Regions from separate parts of the Mus musculus genome. Here region 2 is linked to region 1. A link is a loop called in an ENCODE intact Hi-C map of the cell type or tissue named here. Cell type or tissue: gastrocnemius. All regions are shown on one strand. Links, peaks and the distances in the headings refer to the core of each region. The heading gives the core; the rest is flanking DNA. Region 1 has its middle 9.8 kb from the start of Ppp1r1c. Region 2 overlaps Ppp1r1c (protein phosphatase 1, regulatory inhibitor subunit 1C).

Evidence for each region. A loop is a pair of places that touch in the nucleus more often than their neighbours do. Peaks named below come from ENCODE experiments on the same cell type or tissue, not always from the same donor. Only the 100,000 strongest peaks of a DNase experiment are listed, where the experiment ranks them.
Region 2: a loop joins it to region 1, with 2.2 times the contacts of the local background. A loop is called at or near these places in 1 of 42 quality-filtered maps.

The regions. Positions count from the first base shown.
Region 1 is chr2:79,692,677-79,703,362 of GRCm38, reverse strand. No RefSeq gene overlaps it. Among named protein-coding and RNA genes, the nearest start is that of Ppp1r1c, 9.8 kb to the left of the region's middle. In gastrocnemius, for the core only: no CTCF peak of the experiment used is centred there; no DNase peak of the experiment used is centred there; H3K27ac peaks cover 1,567 bases.
Region 2 is chr2:79,742,936-79,753,621 of GRCm38, reverse strand. All of the region lies in intron 2 of Ppp1r1c (protein phosphatase 1, regulatory inhibitor subunit 1C), which reads right to left. Among named protein-coding and RNA genes, the nearest start is that of Ppp1r1c, 40 kb to the right of the region's middle. In gastrocnemius, for the core only: no CTCF peak of the experiment used is centred there; a DNase peak (open chromatin) is centred at 5,752; H3K27ac peaks cover 340 bases.

The DNA of each region.
Region 1 (10,686 bases), core at 3,215-8,214:
GAACAACAACCATAATTTACCCTTTGTTACCATTTTCTAGCTATGGATATTAAGATTCATGTACTATCATATACAAACCAATTTTCAAGCCACACATATTAAGATTCATGTAATGTCATATATACAAAGTTGACCCTGAAACTGTTATTATTTCTTGCTCCCCTGACTGCTCTCCAATTACCACAAATATGTAGTTACTATGGGCAGCCTTTTGTCACTTGATATATAGTAAGTGCTTTATTTGTGGAAAGAAGAAAAGGGAAGAAGTTGGAGAGAATGGGAGAAAAGAATTGGAGAGGGAGAATGGAGAGGAACAAGGATAGTCTATTCTTTAAAATTGTTCCTTATATTTTCTTTTTAAATTTTCCTCTATTCTTAATAATTTCTTACATGTATATAATGAAGGATGATCATACACAGACCCTTTGCTTCTCCCCAATTTCCTCCATAGCCCCCTAAGACATTTCCCTCCTCAAATTCATGTCTTCCTCTTCACTGTATGTGCAACTATCTTCATAAAAACTACAATAATAATTGGAAGCCATTAAAAGGAGAATTATATTGTCTTTTAGTTCCTTATTTATTTAAAGAAAATAAAGATTTGTTTTGGCTCACACTTTCAGAGGGTTTTTTTAATCCATTGTGGCCAAAAATAAATGGAAAACCAGTTTAGTTCATGATGGTTGTAGATGTTTGTGGCAGAAGTTTTACACACTATGTTGGAGCAGGAATCAGAGATGAAGCCAGGAAATTGACAGGGATAATATACCCACAGGATCTGCTCCAGGGGCACAATTTCTTTTGCTGGTTCTCATCATTGCCTAAGATTTCAGAACCTCAAATTAGCTTCACTATCTACAAACAAAGCATTCAAAGCAAGAGTATAGGCATGGAGAGCATTCAGATTCTGACTATAACATTTCATTGCTAGACCCCGATTGTTCATGGCCAACTTAATATGAAATACCTAAAGTCTGACTTGACTAGTCACCATATCTTAGCATTTCCACAACGTTGAAAACTCCCCAGGTCCAACCCTCATTTGAGACTCAAGGCAAATATGAGCTCCTATAAAATAAAAAGTTGTGTATTTTAAATATACAATGCTACTGTAGATACAGTTCCAGTCCACAAGGAAGAAATAAAAGCATAAAAATGAAGACTAGAAACAAAGTAAGATCAAATTTGTACAATACAAACATTAAATCCAGTAGCTCTATGACCAGTATTTTGGAGGACATGGTGACATCCTCTGAGTTTTAACAAATTTGGAGTCCTCACCCCATTGGTCTTACTGTTTTCAGACAACATAGTCTCTCTTGAGATGTGCCCATTTAGTGCTTTTTTTTTCTGGCAGTTTACATTTTCCCAGCATCTCTATCATCCTGGGGTTTCTTTCTGACACTTCACTGGTAATTGTGGTTTTATGTTTTACTTTAGTCAGGAGAACCACACAGGGAATCCATTTCTGCTACACATTATCTGGCTTCCCAGGATGCTCTTTGGAATCTTTGTACTAGACTCTATGACTCCATGACTCTTGTGTTGTTTCACATGCATGCAAATTGGGTATCTCATGAACAATGCACACGATTGATTCCAGCTTAGTCAGTAGATGGGGTCTTGTGAACGAATACTGTAGCAGCTTCTAAGTGCCTGTGTGGTTAAACATGGAAAAATACCTCCTTCAGGTAGTCTCCTCATAGGCCAGTCTTTTAGATGAACTTGAAGCTTTGAATCCTGTAGCCTGCAACGAGTGATGGCTTCTCATTTCCTGAAATTCCATCAAAGCCTTTTTTTTATTTTTTATTTTTTTATTGTTGCAATGAAAATAACTTGGGGCTTTTTAACAGCAACAGCCTCTATGACAACTGCAGTCCTTTGGCCACAGTGCTGAACCCACCTGTGCTCATTTTCCACATAAACAGCAATATTTATCAATCTCTGCTCCACTTTTGTCCCTGATTATCACTGCATATCTGGCCCAAAGCAGCCAGCTATATCAATTCCACAGCCTGAGAGTTTAGCTGTCTTAAATCTTCTGACAAATTATCAATCCATTCCTTCTTATTTCTGGCTCAGTCACAATTTTAGGATATGCACAGTGCATAAACAAATTATTTGACAAACTCTGGCATGAACGTTTAAGATCTACACCAAGATAGAGTTCCCCCATTTGAAAGATCATTAGTCTGTCTTTAATTGCTTCCATTTCTGTAAGCATTGTCTTCTCTTGAGATCCATCAGAATCAGACATTCAACCCTGTTCACAGCCTTCTCAGATTTCTCTAGCCTGCAAACCCAAGCTCTCTTAGATTTCTTCCACAAGAAAGAGCTACATTGCTTGGTTTGATCAGAGCAATGTCCTCCACATCTATGGCACTAGTATTTTACATCAGTTCCTTTTGTATTGCTATGACCATGATACCAAATAGAAATAACTTAAAAGAGAAAAAAATCTATATTTAGCTCATGGTTTTCAGGGTTCAATCTATCACAGCAAGGAAGGCCTAACAGAGAGGCTCATGCACTGGGTGCATGTTACAGACTGCCCATGCATTCTTGTCAGAGCAGACCAGCAAGCTTGTGGTTTCCTTCTAAATAGCCATTTTTAAAATTCATTTAGTGCTTTGGTACTTTTCTAAGATCTGATAGGAAGTTCAACACATGGTTTCTACTTTTGTTATGTATGCAACTATATAATTTACAAAATTAAAACAGAATCAAAGACAAGGGAATCAAAGTAGTTAGAAGATGAAGTTATCCTTAAGCAACTTCCACTCTACTCAGAAGATACCCTGACAATAACATCATACATCACTAATGACTTCAGGACAGTGAGCCGTATGATAGCAACACTAATAAAGGAGAATTCAGTGACATGGTCTCCTAAAGTTGTTCTCAGCCTTACCTTTTAAATATCTTTCAAAATTAGATGGTAGACAAAACGTTGTTGGAAAAAACAAATGGACAGTGAGTTACTCCTTCAGCTAGTATATTATCTCCAGATAGTTCTTTAAAAAATCCCATCAAACCCCATAAAGAAACAAATGGCCTCCACCACTACACACAAGACTTGTCAAAGCAGTTTTGTAAGTCATTTATAGTCATTGACCTGTTACACCATGTGATTGACGTCTGACACAATATGATAACTATCAAAACTTTGACAGACTTTTAAGCACTTTGGTTAATTTTTTGCAGGTATCTGTAAAAGCATTTCTGGATCTTTCCTTAGACAAGACTGTTTTAAATGATTAAATAAGACAAGAAAATACTGTACTCCTAATAAAGTGAAGAATTTTTAAAATACATGTCACTTTGAGGGGGGGAATGTACAATGTGTACAATGTTGCTTGTATTTTTGAAATCATAATATAATTACATTGTTTTACTAATTTTTTTGTCCCTCCTAACCCTCCCATGTACTCTCCTGTTCTCTTTAAAATTCCTGGCCTCTTTTATTTAATTGTTGCTACATACATCTATTACCCTAAATATTAAATTCAACCCTGATGTCATTCATGTGATTCATCAGATGAACACTATATTTATACTGCATATATGTTTACCTTTTAGAGAAATTATTTTTTATTAGGCCATCTCTGTATAAAGTAGAGAATTGTTTCTGTGCCCTTATTGGCGTAGAAAGGCCTACTTTGTCAATAAAAAGATAACTTGTTTTCTATATAACTCAGAAAATTGTTAACTTCCAATTGATACAAACATCCATCACTTTGTCTTTTTTAATAGTAACTTTTTATTTTTAAGATTTTTTTTGAGACAGGGTTTCTCTGTATAGCTCTGGCTGTCCTGGAACTCACTTTGTAGACCAGGCTGGCCTCGAACTCAGAAATCCACCTGCCTCTGCCTCCCGAGTGCTGGGATTAAAACCATGCCTGGCTATTTTTAAGATTTCAATGACATCAATTTCCCCTCCCTTTCCTCCCAAACCCCTCCCATGCAGCTCCCTTTGCTCTATTTCAAATTCATGACCTTTCTTTTATTGACAATTTATATATATACATACATATATACACATATATACGTATATACACATATACCTAAATATGATTTTCCCAGTCCATATGGTACTTGTATGCATTTAAAAAAATATCATTATAAAGGGTTCTTTTGCCTTACCCAGTTCATTTACATGCACAACTGCCTTGTAAAGTGTTTGTCCTCCCGTTTGCAACTTTACTTAAACACATGAGCACTTTTATAATCACAAAACCATACCAAAAGTCAAGAAAGCCACAGGTTGGGGCTAGAAGGGAGATAAGAAAGGGTAGGACCAGAATACTGTCTAGAATGCATGATATACAGCCATAAAATTGTTAAAGAACTAACTTCATTAATAAAAAAGGAACATTGCTAGCAATGATGGGATATCGATTAATCCAAAAAAGGAAATATTAAATGCATCTGAAAATTCTGAAATTAATGTCAAATGACTAAAACATGGTTTACACTATTTGGTTTCATGTTGTAATTCAGCAGTCTCTGGCTCTGAGTAGACTCTGAAATAGGAGCTCTGCTGGAGCAGATTGTCTGCATTTCCATGCAGTGCCTAGGCTTCTTCACGTCCACACATGATCTTAAGTAATGGAGCATTAAGAAGTAGAATAATTTACTGATTAGCATGAGTCACTTCTAGCAAAAGCAGCTGCCTTCTTCGTAAGAACATGAAACCTGTATTGGATGTCTGAGGACATTTGCCTGTTTCTCATCTAGTTGGCTTGTCAGGATTCTGGTCTGGGCAATAAGTCACAAGTGCTTCTTGATTTATCTCCCAGCCATGTGTTGTCAAGATCCCTAGTGTCATCTCAGAGTTTCTGCTTTAAGATATTTTAAAATATTCATCCCTTTTTTATGGTTTTCCAATCACCTAGTTTTAAAGCAGATAAATTAACATATGACTCATTGTCCTCTTATGCAATATATGCATGAGGTTCTTGGAAGCAAGGCAGTCTCTCAGTAGAAAGACTGTGAAACTTCTGACAGGCCAGAATGTGCTGAGCCTTATTTTCCAAGAATGAGTCATGAGGTGAAAGTGATGATAGGTGTGGGTACTTAAGAAAACGTGATAAGAAAATCAACTGACATTCTTCCTTGGTACTTTGGAGAAAATAAAAATAAAATGTTATTTTCTAGGCGTTTCACAAACCATGTGCTCCTCAGTCACTACTGAACTTTACTTTGAGTAACCAAAGGCCTTTCGCAATGCTATAGTCTTTAGACATCAGTTCTTTGTTTGGAGAATCCTTCCATCCCTCTCGTCCAATGCAACAGCCACCTCTTCTTTTAGTTCTGTGCTCAGCGGCTCCTTCTCCTATGCTGTCATCTCGGAATTCTCCAAGTAGTTTGTTAAGTCGTCTTCTAAGCTTTCACAGGAGTGTGCTCATACATGTTTTAGTTTTTGTTTTTCCCAGTTGAAAAGTAATTTGGGGGCAGGAGCAAAGGCTTAGGCAGTAGAGCACTTGCCTCTCAAACATAAAAGCCTGAGTCTGGATGCCCAGACACCACAGAAAAGGCTGTGCCCAGTGGCGCCCACTTGTGATCCGAGTGTTGGTGATAAGGGCAGGTGAAGATGGACCCTTGGAAATCAATGGTAAGATAATCTAGCATATTTGGCAAAATTTCAGACCACTGAGTAACCCAGTCTCAAACTAAAGATAGAATAAAAACCAAGGTGATTGGCCTCTCACCTCTTCATGACTATGCATACATGTACACACAGGTACCCACACACGTGTGCACCCACATATATGAACATATACACATGAAACTAATTATTAATATTTACTGTTATTGATGGATATACATGGATGTTTACATCCAATCCCAAGAAAGTAAGATGCTAAGCATGTCCTTGTACTGATTACTCGTCTGTCATGACAACATCACCTCTTTCTACATAGCCACTATTGTTTCAATAGAATACTTTGTCTTGGATTCAGTCTGTCCACCAAAATGTACCATTTCATAAGCTTTTAGTAATGGCTCATGGCTAGTAAACTCTCTTAAGCCTGTGCATTTCTAGAATGTTTTTTGCCCTTCTACATGAGTTAGTTCGATTGAATGAAATGCTACAAGTTTCAGAATTTTTGTTTTTTGAACTTTGATAATTCTCTACTGCTAAATAAAATCTAGGACTACTGATTTCATTTCAGAGAAAGCTGTCATGAAAGGTCTGATCTCCTGAGAAACATTCAGTGTATTTTCCCTTAACATTCTCAAATTACGCTAGGGTGTGTATGGATGTGGGTGGCAGTTTTCTATTCAAGCTTCTAAAACACTTTGGATTTTCCCAATATTTTAGATGACTCATTTCATCCTGAACTTTTTCAGTAACCTTGTGGTTTGAGATTGCTATTTATACTTACACTGAGCATGCTCCTCACGCAATATCATTAGAATAGATCTCATCAGATAGATTCTACTCTCTTACTAAGTGAATATACATGTTTGAAAATAGAGGCTGTCCTTGGGTATTTAGGAGCAGGATCAAGTTGAGGAAACTTTTCACACAAATAACTTTATTTAGGGTCTGGATCGCAGGCCCTCCTGGTTGTATGTCAGTTGTTAAGTCAACCCCATTTCAAAGCTGTCCGATCTTGTCCTGAGAACAGGGGGAAGCAGTGCTTCCCTATTTGAGTTCCCTCTTTGCTGTTTGATGACGGCTCATGCTCCCCTTCCTGACTCTCCAGACCCTGCCCACACACGAGGGACTCTCCAAGGGAAGGAATCTCCCATGTATATTAAACAATCCTCTAGGGTTTATCCTAGGCAACCCCTGCTGCCGCCAAATGTTCCTGAACTAGGTATCAAGTGAGGTCCAGAGCGTTGCGGCGAGGGTCTTCTCCTGTCTTCATCATTATGCGCTGTTGTTCTTCACTGCTTCTTTTGAGAAAGGCAGGTTTGACAAAATAGCAACTTCTCCTACAATTCTCTTTTCTAACTCCTCCAAAAAAAGATGGTTCTATCTACAACTTAGCTTCCATTATTATACATCAAAAATTTTGTTCTGCTGAGCTCTTTCTTATTACATATAATTTATATACACATGGCATATATATTCACACACACACACACACAGCTTTTAGACAATGTATTTCTTTCCCTTGGGAAGTCCCTCGTGTGGGCAGGGTCTGGAGAAACAGGAAGTAGAGCCTAAGAGCCTGAGCTGTCTTAGAACAACAAGGAGGGAACGAAAAGGGGAACCACTGATTCCTTGTCTTCAGTACAAGCTTGGACATTGCGTGCGTGCGTGCGTGCGTGCGTGCGTGCATGCGTGCGTGCATGCATGATTGCGTGCATGTGGGTGTGGGTGGGTGGGTGTGGGTGTGTAGTACTAAAATATTTTTATCATAGTAATTCATCTCAACAGGTTTTGAAAGTCCAATAGGACAGACAGAAGGCTAGCATTATCTTGTTGTTAATTCTCACAAATTTATATCAGTGTACATGTCCTCCATAAGAACACAGTAGTTCTATAACTCCCCATTGTCTGATTCAGCAAATGGAGAGAGTGGAAATAGAAACACAAAACTAAAAAAAAAAAATCATAAAGAAGGAATCAAGGGAGAGATAGGTTTGACTTTTCTGTTAATGGAAACCATCAATGGAAACATTTTAGGAGAGGGGTGGATGCTGAGAGTTTGGAACGAATGAGGGATGCGGTAGCTGAAGATCTTTTTGGATGATGTGAAGGTTGATCCTGATGCCTTGCTGAACCTCAGCTCTCCTACTTGGAGGAAAGAATGTCTCCTGTAAAATTATCAGGACCTTTTTTTTTTCTTCTTCATCTTAATTACATGATCTGAATGAAAAATTGGAAATCAATCGAGCCACCTGGTGCCTCCAGACAGGGGCCATGCATGGTTTGTGCTTGTCCTGAAACGGGTGTGACTGGGCCTTGGTGAACTTTGAAAAGGACTGTCCTTTATATTCCTTCCCTGCAATTTATGAGTAGCTCTGTGTGTACATTTTGTCCTGTAGTCCTTAGTTCCTTCTTTATTTCAACCACAATTTCCCTGTGACTTACTTTATTGCTATGTCTATAAATCTCTGATAAGGCATTAAATGATACTAAAAGATTCGCCAGATAAAAACTCCGGTTAAATGTTTCTTGTTAGTTATATACAGATTTTTAGGGCAATATTAATCTTTTATTTTTCAAAAGTCTTTATAAGGAGAAAAGTTACCCCCCCCCCCCAAAAATCATGTAGTTGAATAAATTTGCCATTATAAAGCTAATTTTCATTTAGATTTTTGGAGCCTCAAATGATGGCTTCTAATTATGACTCCATAAATCAAAACCATAATAAACTTACTACCAAGAAACCCAAAGCCTTTAAAAGATAAAAATCAGACTAGTTAAATAATATACCGCATAATCAAATTGGTTTGGAAAGACGGGCACACTGCTCAAATCGTTCTTAAATTACAGGTCCTTGAGTAACAGTCTGTTCCATCCTGCCTGTTATTAGGTCTATAGAAAAATTATACCTATTTTTAAAATTCTATATTTAACCTAAAATGTGGTTTCTTCCCCCCCCCCCCAGTAGACACTAAAATGATCCGTTCTTATTCTTTACATTTATGTATATTAAAATATTTCCATATACTTTTGTCAGGCCACCCCAGTCTTAAATTGGAACCAGAAAGTGCTATGGCAAGACTATCATGATCCAGCTATAACATCGGCGAGGCTCCCCGCACGGCTCCCATGGCCAGAATGGATAGCTGATCTCACTTGCTAGGTGAAGGTCCCTTCTCCATTCCAGTTCTATGCATATTCCTTCCCAAACTGAGCACTCAGTAGTAGAGATTGTGTTTCCACTATAGGAGACGAGTAGTTTTCAGTTGATGGCATCTGAATAGCTATATCCAACCCCTACTCCCCATGTGCAAGCTCCAAAAGAGCTCTTGGGACTAGTTAACCTAATAAAAATCTTAATGGGCATATATAATTCCATAGTACTAAGTTGCATACTACTAAAGTTTGAGTTTTCCAGAACAATTCTTGACGAGTAAGAGTACAAAATGCAAGAGAGATTCTTTTGCTTTGGATCCAGGTGGCTTAAAAGTAAAAGTAAAATTGATCAGTAGAATAAATAAAAGTTAGTTAGATCTCCTTGTGTGTGTGTGTGTGTGTGTGTGTAGGGAAAGAGAGAGAGAGAGAGAGCAGAGAGGAGAGAGGGAGAAGAGAGAGAGGGAAAAGAGAGAGAGGGAGAAGAGAGAGAGGGAGAAGAGAGAGAGGGAGAAGAGAGAGAGGGAAGAGAGAGAGGGGGAGAAGAGAGAGAGTTCTAGATTTAAGGGAAGTTTCTAACAAAAGTTTTCTGAGTGTTGAATTCACATGTAATTTAAGAAACAAACCTAATCATTTCATTAATAATATGGAATAATAATGAAGGTTATAGAATACTGAAATTCTTTAATGCTAGTGGGAGCTAAAATGTTACTATTACTTGAGGAAGCTATAAGACAACACCTGAATAACATGTAAAATAACCAATTCTACTATCAGGTATGTTTGCCCCACCCCCACCCTCACAAGGAATTTAACATTTCTCATCACAGCACAAAACTGGAAACAGGACAAATGTTTATCAGCAATAAACTTGTGAAACAACTGTAAAGGAATATTTACGAGCGGGGAGTGGGGGGGGGGAGCATGGTTTATTACTAAATACCCAAAACAAGAAGAATATATATTGTCTTAGTTACTGTTCAGTTGATATGAGGATATTTCATGACCAAGGCAACTCTTACAAAAGAAAGCATTTAATCGAGGGTGTGTTTATAGTTTCAGAGGGTTAATCAATGAGAATTATGGCAGACAAGCATGGCACTGGAGCAGTAGCTCAGAGCTTTATATCCTGATCCACAGGCAGCAGACAGACAGAAAGAAATTGGACCTCGTGTGGACTTTTGAAAACTCAAAGTTCATTCCCAATGACACACGTTGTCCAACAAGGCTATACCCACTCCAACAAGGACACACCTCATGATCTTTCCCGAACAGTCCACTAATTGGTGACAAAATATTCAAATATGCGAGTCAATGAAGCCGGCCGTGGTGGCGCACACCATTAATCTCAGCACTCAGGAGGCAGAGGAAGGCGGATTTCTGAGTTCGAGGCCAGCCTGGTCTATACATCTCTGTATACATCTGTATACATCTCTGCATACATCTCTGTATACATCTCTGTCTCATCTGTATACATCTGTATACATCTCTGTCTCGAAAAACAAAACAAAACAAAATTAAAAAACCTAGTCAATGGAGGCCATTCTCACTCAAACCAACACATCTTGTATGATCTATTCATAAGAAACTAAAAAGCAGGCAAAGTTGATTGTAATAAGAGCACTAACTACTGTTACCTCTGGTTTTTGGGTTGGATCAAGTTACCACAAAGAGTTCTAAAGTTCTTGAACAGTCTATATCTGTGCTTGTTCTGACCTCACGGGCATCATTCACTCACTGTTCTCCCCGCCAAGTTCATACTAGGACAGTGTATACAGAGAGTGCTCCATCCCCAAGACAGAAAGAGTTTTGCTTAAAATAAAATTCAACTTGATGAACTTCATTGAGAACTAACTGTGGAACGATGAATATTCATCAATTCTCTTTATGGACAGTGAGATGAATGTATTATGATTTAATAGATCAAA
Region 2 (10,686 bases), core at 3,584-8,583, 50 kb before region 1:
CTTGAACAAAATATATTTGTAATTGATGAGAAGCTTTCTAGATGGTTATTCATAATTAAAAACTATAAAATTTGGTGGCTAGAGATCTGTCTGCAGTTAATAGCATGTGATGCTCTGTTCTGAGGACCAGAGTTTATATCCTAGCACCCATGTCAAGTGACTCAAAAATTCCTGTAACTCTATCTAAGAGATCCAAAGTCCCCTTCTGGCTGATGTAATCATACACTCATGCAGACACACATGTAGACACATGACACAAATACACACATAGACACAGACTCACTCATAAACACACACAGACACATATACAGACACATACACATACAGACACAGATACACACACAAACAGACATACACAAATAGACACACAGACATACACATAGACATAGAGATACACAAAGACACATATACAGACCCAGACACACACCAAAACAGACACACACACAAAAACACCACACAAATAGACATAGAGACACACAGAGACACACATACAGTCCCAGATACACACCAACAAAGACACACACATAAATATACAGACACACAGAGAAACATACAGAAACACGTAAACAAATAGACGCACACACAAGTCATATTAAAGCTATTACTTTTCCAGAAAGTTTACAGAGTTTTTACTTTTAATTTTCTGCTCTTTCAGTAGTCACATGCCATAAACATAATCATGCTAAGTGATTCAAAAGGGAATGGGGAAATATAAGAATCTTTGACTTTGCTCTATGAGTTTCTTGAGACTGGAAAGAAATCAAAATCAAGGAGTGTGTGTGTGTGTACAAGTATGCATACATATATATATATATGAAATTTATATACATTTTCATATATGTAATGAAAAATTTAAGATGGTAAAGTAATATTTAATATACTCTTTGGTAGAATTAGCCTTGTGAACCAACTAAAACCAAAAAGAAATGAGTGATTTATGCAGGGCATCTCTTGCAGAACAGAGCTAGTTTATAAATAGAAGGCTCTGGTGGGGAGATATACTATTTCTTAGGCTAAACTCAAAAGGTGCAGACTCCTGATGTATTTAGATAACCAGGGTCACTTGAGCCTTTATTGCAAAATGATGTGCTGAAGACTTTTCCTGTTCAAAGGAAAGAGCAGTGACCAGCTAACCATAAAAAGAAATGACTAGAAAGATGAAGCCATGGTCAGAGGGGGGTAAAACAACTCTAGGGACCGGAAAAATTAAAAGTAACAAACAAAAGCGCAAAGGAATAAGTGAGGAACTGGTTCCATGTGTCTCTGGAATCCAGAAGTAGGCAGAGCAGCTGGAACTTTCAGAGTATCTGTGCAAAGAGTGACTTCCTGCGTGAAAGAAAGACTTGCAGCCTGGTATCAAGAATGCACAATTTTTACTTACACTGGGAAAAAAATCCCTCCTACACACATATCCAGGACAAGACAGGCAGCAAAGGACAAGCTGCCATGGATGACTACTAAGGAACTGGAATAGATACGCCAATCCTAATAGGCTACTTAATTTCCTATCCTCAAGATGTGAAATGCTGCTGGAAATAGGGGCATGTCACGTCACTAAACCGGAGTCAGGTTCCATATTAATTATACCATCAGGTGGCATGAGAGAAGTTAGCATGACTAACCATAACCCAGGTAGGCAGAATTCATTAAAATATGGCTGAACTTCGTGAAAACCACCACCAGTGTGTGTGTATGTGTGTGTGTGTGTGTGTGTGTGTGTGATAATAGGACCAGCAGATAACAGTGACAGTCACTTGACACAGCATTCCCTTTGTGTTATCTAAGCATAACTCACAATGATAGGGATACACATACACTACAGTGTGGGGGAGACAGAGAAAAACAGAGACAGAGAGAGACAGAGAGAGAGACAGAGAAAAAAGACAGAGACAGACTGAGACAGACAGAAAGACATGAGACAGAGGCACAGAGAGACAGAGAGACAGAAACAAAGGCAAGAGACACAGAGAGAGACAGGGACACGGAGAGACAGAAACAAAGACAGAGACTGAGAGACAAAACAAAGACAGAGACAGAGACACAGAGAGAGACAGGTGGGTAGAGAGACAGAGAGTGAGACAGAGACAGTGACACACAGAGAGAGAGAGAGAGAGAGAGAGAGAGAGAGAGAGAGAGAGAGAGAGAGAGAGAACAGAGACAAACACTCCTCCCCTAGCAGGAGGAAGAAAACTCATATTTTTCCAGTATTATTTTCTTCCTGTTACACTGATATCCACTTGTGTTATCATCTATCATGAGTCAATCCTTTAAAATTGAGCCTTAAAAAATGATAAAATGAATTCCTGAAATGAGAGACTGAGTGGAAATAAAATCTAAAGCTTTTATTTAAATTGCTAACATTTCTGTGAAACACAGTCACTTAATACCATTGACTTCTAGCAAATGTATCATTAAAATTATAATTCTATAGTAGATGATTTAAGATTTTCACAAAATAGAAGAACATGTGTAATATTTATAATTATGCCAAATCTCATGAGCTTATGAAATAAATTAGTCATCAGTCTAGATTACCACACTTACACCCTTATAGCCCCAAATGTTATGAATGTCTAAATTTACATCATGGTAATGGATGTGGGGATGTTCTAGTTAGCTATCCTGCTAGTCAGTAATCCTGCTCCTGTGTGCAAGTAATATTTATAGTTAAGTAACATTGTATAAGTGTCTTCTAAGGCAAGAATATTCTTCAAGGTACAATCTGCATACTTTAATAACAAAGCTTGAAGTAAATGATAGAAGTCATGTAGATTTAAAAAGAATGAATATAATAATTTCTTGACTGATTATTTTTATGTTTGTCAGTGAAGATCCCTAAACTCATGTGCTATTTAGTTATATGTACACTCTATAGTATAAATGTGCTATACAATATGTATACATAATTGTGTATATAATTCTATGTTTGGGTCAAAATAAATTTATAAAATTATTTTGATACTACTTCATATTTTGATTTTGCTACTGTTGTGAATCATAATGTAAATATCCAAAATGCAGGATATGTGATAAGTGACCCCTATGAAAGGATCATCTGGGTCCCAAAGGGGTTGTGAGCCCTCTGTTAATAACCACTGGTCTAGAAATGGGAGAGGATTGAGGAGATGGTGCAGGTGTAACATGCATGTTACTAAGCAACAGGACCTGAGTTCAGTTCAGATCCTCAGCACCCAGGCAAGGGTGCTGGGCACAGCAGAGCATGTCTGTAACCTAGCACTAAGGAGGCAGAAATAGGCGGATCCCTAGCTAACCCGGTTCATTGGGAAAGGCAGTCTTACAATATAAGACAGGGAATAACTAAGAAAAACAATACACACACACACACACACACACACACACACACACACACACACACACGATGGGGAGGATCTCACACATCCATGGTCTGGACCACAAGATGTTTCACACTCATTCTATATGCTAATTTCTTTCTGAATTGTGAATATGATGATATGTTCCTGAATTATTAGTGATTAGAAAAGTGTGCTGTAAATTCATTTGCACAGTTCTAGTAATAATGCTGAAGACATCTTTCAGTTTTATGTCCAATTCTTCTGTCTAGGAAGTGGAGTTACCCAAGCTAGAAACAAACTTGGATATGCCCAAAATCCTTGACTATTTTCACTAGCTTCTCATTTTTTGATCTTTGCTAAGATGACTAAAAATTAGTTTTATTTTATATGAGTACCACTTCAAAAAACAACTTACAGTTTTATATGTGTATGTGCATGCATGCTTGTCTATGTGTGTGTGTATGTGCGTGCATGCGTGTGTATATGTGTGTGTCTGTGTCTGTGTCTGTGTGAGTGTCTATGTGTACGTGTGCCCTAAAGGCTTAATTACAAGGAGACTGGTGCTATGTTTGGCAGTCTCTAAAGGAATTTAACACCAGATCGCTGAAAATGGCAGAGAAATCTAAACCGCTGCCCTTTAGCTGATTCTCTATTTCCTTTCACACATTTGAAGATGAGACATCCTTCTAAAGACCTCAGGAATACATCTAGTGCTCTTATGATCCATTAAACCCATATGACTAAACAATACAAAACAGAGACAACCAGGGATTCCACAGAAGGCTTTGCGTCTACAAGTTCAGGATGAAAGTTCAGGATAGATCAGCACAGTGAGATTCCAGTACTAAATAGGAATCAACCAAGTGCAAATAGGGACAGTGTTGCATTGCTGAGCACACATGAAGTGGTTAGGTTTGTCATCAGCCTTGTGGTCCTGGTACCGTGGTTTAGAATAATCATGCTTGGCATCCTGGATACATCTACTCTGCATTTATTATAAGATGCAAAGGACTGAACTGACTGCTAGATACTTCTTCACAGTAGGCTAGGTGGAGTAGGGCTCTCTTTAGGCAACTATGGTGACCCCTCTCATACTAGCTTCCTCAAATCTCTCCCTTCCTAATGCCAGCTTTAGTCATTAGCTCTTTGACTGGAAGCCTGCCCCGCCTTCCTGGAGGCCTGTTATTCGGGGCATCGAATTGAGCCACCAGGCAGTGGGTTCTTCTATGTTCTATGCTCTCAGACGTTTTTGGTTTTTTGGGGTTTTTTTTTTTTTTTTGCAACTGGGGTACAAATTGAAACCACCAAAGCAGTGAATTTATGTGCAGTGGGAAGGAGATGTAGAGAAAATAAACCGCAAAGCCCAGCTCCAGCCTGCTGTGCCAAGAGTCACTCGGTCATATTTTCTCTTCAGTGCCACTTCCAGCTTTGCCCCCCCCCCCAATTTTTAATCATAGATATCTCATTACCAAATCAAATTTCCCCAGAGCCTTCTATAAAATCACTCATTTTAAGGACCACCCAATAAGACCAAGGTGTACTGTATAGACTGTCAGTACCAATGAGAAGAAAACGGCAAAGAAAACCCTCGAGATGATGTAGATCACTCAAGCACTGTTGTCTTATGACTCCAAATTATCTTCCTGCTCACCTGTCTCAGGTTCTGTGGCTGCTTTCCAGCAGATGAGCAGAGATCAGAAAAGGTGGAGTCTCTGAAGTCCCCAGAACAGGTTTGCATGAGCCTTCCTGACTTTTATGAGTTTAGCTTCTCTTATTAAGGATTAGATATCCTCCCACACTCAAGTTACTGGAGGACCTAAGGGCTGCTGCATCTTCTATCTCATTGGGCTTTAAGGCCCTTATTATTTATTATTATTGTTGTTGTTGTTTTTGTTTGGTTGGTTGGTTTTGGTTTTGCAACTATTAGTTTGAATTTGCCACATTTCTTCCAGGAAAATAATTTTCTTTGAGTTGGTAGCAATTTAAACTGCAACATGATAATTCACAAAAAACGCAAAACAAAACAAAACAAAACAAAACAAACAAAAAACTTCCTTTGGAAATATAGACTGAGAGAATCAATGATAAAATATAGATTTTTACATTAATGTAATATATCAATATAAAGACAATTCTCTGATGTCTGATGTTCTGGGAAATGTAGAAAAATCAATGGAGTAGTTATAAATAAGAATTCAACATCATTCAATACTGCATTTTGTGTCATTTTTAGCTATATTTTCTTCCAAATAGTCATAATTTGAGTAATTGTGGTTTTAGACATTTTGAATCATTACCATTTTATCTGCCTTTTACTTAAAATAGCACAGCACTATTTATTTTTAACAGAATTCCCAAATGAAGTCCACTGGCTGGCTGTGAGTGAAAGTGACTGAGCAGGCCAGCATTGGGGATGGAGATGGTGGCACTTGGCAAACACCCGCTTTCCCTATGAGACATGGGACAGTGCATTTGGATAATGATTTCTGTTTCTAGGCCAGAGAAAGGCTTCCTCTTTTCCCCAACAGGTTGCCAACACTGCCAGTGACTTACTGAACCTTCCTTGAGATCTTCATAAAGCGTAATCACTTTCCATTTCTAGAGAAGATAACATACAAGCAAATTCACAAATACTTTTTATTTATTATACATTTTATTTCTTGTCATGAATTTCCAGGTTAAACTTCTAATCTCTATTTCTAAATTTGAATTGATGAACAATTTTGGGGGCTACAACTCATAAATAGAATCTATATGCACACCTACATGTATGTGACCACACACATACATACCCTCCATATACACATGAAAACAGAGAAAAGATACCTCATAGGTAGCATGATGCTTTTAAGATTTATGAAGAAGAGGCAGGACAAAGTGTACAAAGTTTCAATTGTGTAGATTAAATGACTCTAAAAAAAAAAACCCTAAAGTACAGCATGAGAAAATGGTTAATATTGCTATATTGGTAGATTACCCCAAAAAGATTTTTGGTGATTCTCCAAAAGGAGACAGAGAAAGAGGATGAAGGAAAGGAAAGAAGATAGATGCAGAGGGAAAAAAAATCAATGATCAGAATTCTCTTTTAAGAAATTATCATAAGAAGTAGATGGTCACTGGCCCGCAGAAGCCATCCAGTTAGGATATGATGGCAGTACTCAGGCAATGGGTGATGAACCCGTGATGAATCACTGAACCAGGCTGGAGAAACATTTATGAGGAAGAACCGCCAAGCTTTGCCTACTGACTGGATGGGTGGGGATACAGGGACCAGCAACAAAAGACAGAGCTTAAAGATCACATCCAGTATCTGGATCCGATTTTGAGTTTTCATAAAATTGTTGGGTTTGAGGTGATTGTTGATTATAGAAGTGGAGAAAATCCAGAAACAGCCATGCCCAGGACTGAAAGCCAAGAGGAAGACAGAATGAGAAGATAGAGCTAAGACAAAGGATGAGAGGTAGAAAAAAAAGGGCTTGGTGGGAAACCTGCTTGCATAACCACACAGTTTAAGGGAAGGCTAAAAAAGAGCTGGGCCCATAAAGGGACAAGAGTACCCACCAGGGAGACTGGCAGCTTCACTATTGACCCACATGGAGAGTCATTCCCCAGAGTACACCTGAATCTGCTTGGGGCCAGCACTCTCTTTCTGAATATGTGGTACATGCTCAAAGCTTCTATGTGGCATCTGCCATCTACACGGATCATTTATATATCATACCTGGCCTTGTATGTGATAAAAAATATGGGTGCCCCTACCAATGCTCAGACATTGTAGTATGTTAATCAAATGCTTTAGCCTGTCTTCCTGCTTACTTTACATTTCAGCACATCACAGCCATGCTTCGGATCTTTGGAGCAAGCTTGGCAGAAGGTCATGGGTGTCATAAGACTCCTTGGAAATCAGTTCTTGCTAAATAAAATGTTAGCGGTTCAAGAAAAATAATTTAAGAACAGATGGACCAAATTTACTTCCACACACATGAATCTGAACATAAAGTGGTTGACCAAACACATCTCACATTCCTCCAAGTCTAACTCTATGAATATTAAATTGAAAGAAAAGTGCTGAGCAGTGTGTTCTGCTTTTCTGGTACTTGGCCATTGTCCTTAACACTCATTTTCTTTTCACATTTTTGTCTATTGTCCTGTGTTGCCTACACACTTTTAAGGTCAAAGAAAATGTCTTAATATAAATATAAAAATTTTTATTTTCATTTTTTAAAAAATTATTTCTTGTCACTTATACCTTTCAACCTGCTCCAGATTTTTATAATGGCTAAAATTAAACATTTGAAAACAAAACAAAACAACCTTTTGATTTATCTCCAGTTAACAGGGTCGATGCCCCTACTTCTTCTTCAGTTCATATTTTCCAGTTCCTCAGCATTGTTGATGTGACTTGTCATTTGCCTCATTTGACATTGTGACACCCCATCTTAAAAGCTAGTATGAACTAAGGTTCTCAGGAGAAAAAGGCATACCTATTTTAAAGATTCCACAAAGCTCAGAATTCTGGAATTGTAGAGCCAAATGTTGCAGATCCAGAACAAAATAATGTAGAGATTTCTTCAGTCTTACTAATAGCTATTCACTGCTTCACTAAGCTTCTCTCTGTTGGCCCTAATACCCCATCATGTGGAACTTTTTGAACTGTATTAACAAATCTAGCTCTTCTATCACTGCAAAGGCCAAGGCTGCCATCACACAGCATCTGAAACCTATAGCAGAAATTTCCCGCTGTGTTGTAACCCATCTACCTGATGTTATGATCCACAGATTGAAACATTCCTTTATTTATGACTTTTTTCCTGCCCTATAACTATAAAACTGTTTCCACATTAAAATGTGGTATTTGGGCAATCTTAAAGAGCCATGTTCCAAGAGCAGGCATGATCACTCGTGTTTGGCTCAGGAGTAAAATATCTCCTTTTGCTTTTGGGATAAGAGTTGTTTTGCAATGACACTGAGAACTAAATACATTCCATATCAAGGTACAGGCATTATAATTCTGTTATTTAAGTAAAAGAACCCATGCGCTTGTTCATGGCAAACTCATGCATCTTTCCTTTCTTCTGAGAGAACCCTGCCTCTAAAAGAACCACATACAGGCAGAGTGAATTCTCCTAGGACGATCTGTAGCCAACAGAGGACTGGAGCCAATAGACGAGATCTTTAAGCACCTGCTCTTAAAAAGGAAGCCAGTCAATGTGATGACCACCCTCCATTTCTTCAGTTCAATAACTCCAGTACGACATCCTGTATGCTTCTCATATCCTCTCAGCATAATAAAGCCTTCATTCAACACCAATGAAATCGCTAGTGTCTTTCTCTTCTCTGTCTTGCTCTCTCTTGCTTTTTAGGATTACACCCCAAATAAACCACTTTCACACAATCACTCTTTCCAGGCCATCATTCCAGATACTTCAAAGCTAATCACTTGCACTGCAGATTTGACCTGTGCCCTGGAATAGTATATGTTTGAATTTCATCAAACCATTGTCAAGAATTGGTCAGTTCTACTGATATTCCAATTTTAAAATAATGAATACTTTTATTCTAGTTCTACAAGTCCTTTATAATGGATATTGTTAACTAGTCCAAATAGCACAGTTGAACATGGGCATAGGTACTGAGCATTGCATCCTGTGCTCCTGATGAGTAGGAGACCAGAAGGCATAAGAATAGTAGAGGAAAAAAACATCTTGGCTCAGACCACCAGAAATCCATAATTGGAAAATATGGAACAAGACCGACAAAAAACCACACATCGCATGAAAAGAACACACTGTCAACTAAACTCTACGTACTACAAAATTACCATAGACCTAGCACACTTAACCAGGTATGACCAGAAAATGGGCTCAACTGTAACGAGATCCAGTTCCTGGGAGAATGGAGGACAGGTATAACACAGTGCAGAACATGCTTAGTCAGCTTATTGGTCTGCATGGCTCTGTTGTTGCCCTGGAAGGCTGAGTCAGAGGCCTTTCCCATTCAGCCAGGGCAGTCAACTGTTCCTTTCATTCCCTGGGATTAGCTCTCACCTTTGTGTATTCAGCCTTAGGCAGTTAAACTAATTACCTGATCTTCTTCCCTTGCATATTATTTTCTAGGTTTTCAGCCTATGTAAATGAATGATGAGTTTTCACTTTGCTCCTGAGTCTGTCTAAATCTACCTTTCCAGGTTTGAATCATCAACAAGAATTAAAGTTTGAAATTTAAAAACAAAAACAAAAACAAAACCAACCAAACAACAACAACAACAACCCAAAAAAACAAAAACCCTCTGTAACCGGGCAAGGCTTCCACTGGAAATCCACACAAATCCAGCCACAGAACCTTCAACCTGTTTGTCTTGTCTGCAAGATGGGCTTGAGTAAAGGTGGCACCACTAAAGATGTGCTTGTGGGAGTGGCCAACAAATGACTGGCCTAGCTTGTGACCCAGACCACAAGAGGAAGCCCATGCTTGACATTCCCTGGAGGACCAGAAACCAGAGGCTGGATATCCCAGCCTAAAGTCAACAAAATGATTTTGCTATACTTGTAGACCAGAACCTAACTTAATAGCCATCAGAGAGACTTCATCCAGCAACTGATAGGAGCAGATGCAGAGACCCAGAGTCAAACATTAGGTGGAGGTTGGAGAACTTCATGGAAGAGGAGAAGGAATATGGGAACCAGAGGGGTCAAGAACACCAGGACAACATGGTCCACTGAATCAAATAAGCGTGGCTCATAGGGGCTCACAGAGATTGAAGCAACAATCAGGGAATCTGTATGGATTGGACCTAGGTCCTCTGCATCTATGCTATGGTTGTGTGTCTTGGTGCTCTTGTGGGACTCCTAACAGTGGGATAAGGAGCTGTCTCTGACTCTTTTGCCTGCTCTTGTGTCCCTTTCCTCCTCCTGGGTTGCCTCATCAAACCTTAAGAAGAGGTTTGTGCCTAGTCTTATTGTAATTTGTTTATGCCATGTTTGGTTGATATCCCTGGGAGGCCTGTTCTTTGTTGAAGAAAATCAGAAGAGAAGTGAATCTCAGGGAGAGGGGAGGTAGAGGAGAAGGACTGGGAAGAAAGGAAGGAGGGGAAACTGCAGTTGGAGGGTAAAGTATGAGAGAATAACAAATAAGTTCAAATTTTAACAAATCTGGAGAAAAATATTGAAAGGAGAATAAAATATTAAGATGCTTACAGTGGAGTCCTACTGCTCACTTGTGTGGTTAACAACTTGTGAGCTGCAGAATGTATTATAATTCAAAATTATTTTCCATTTTAAAATCACAGTCTTTGTGTGTGATTGCTTCCTCACCCCCAAATTGGGAAAATGGATCAAAGGCATAATAAAACGAGTGAACATATTATGGATTC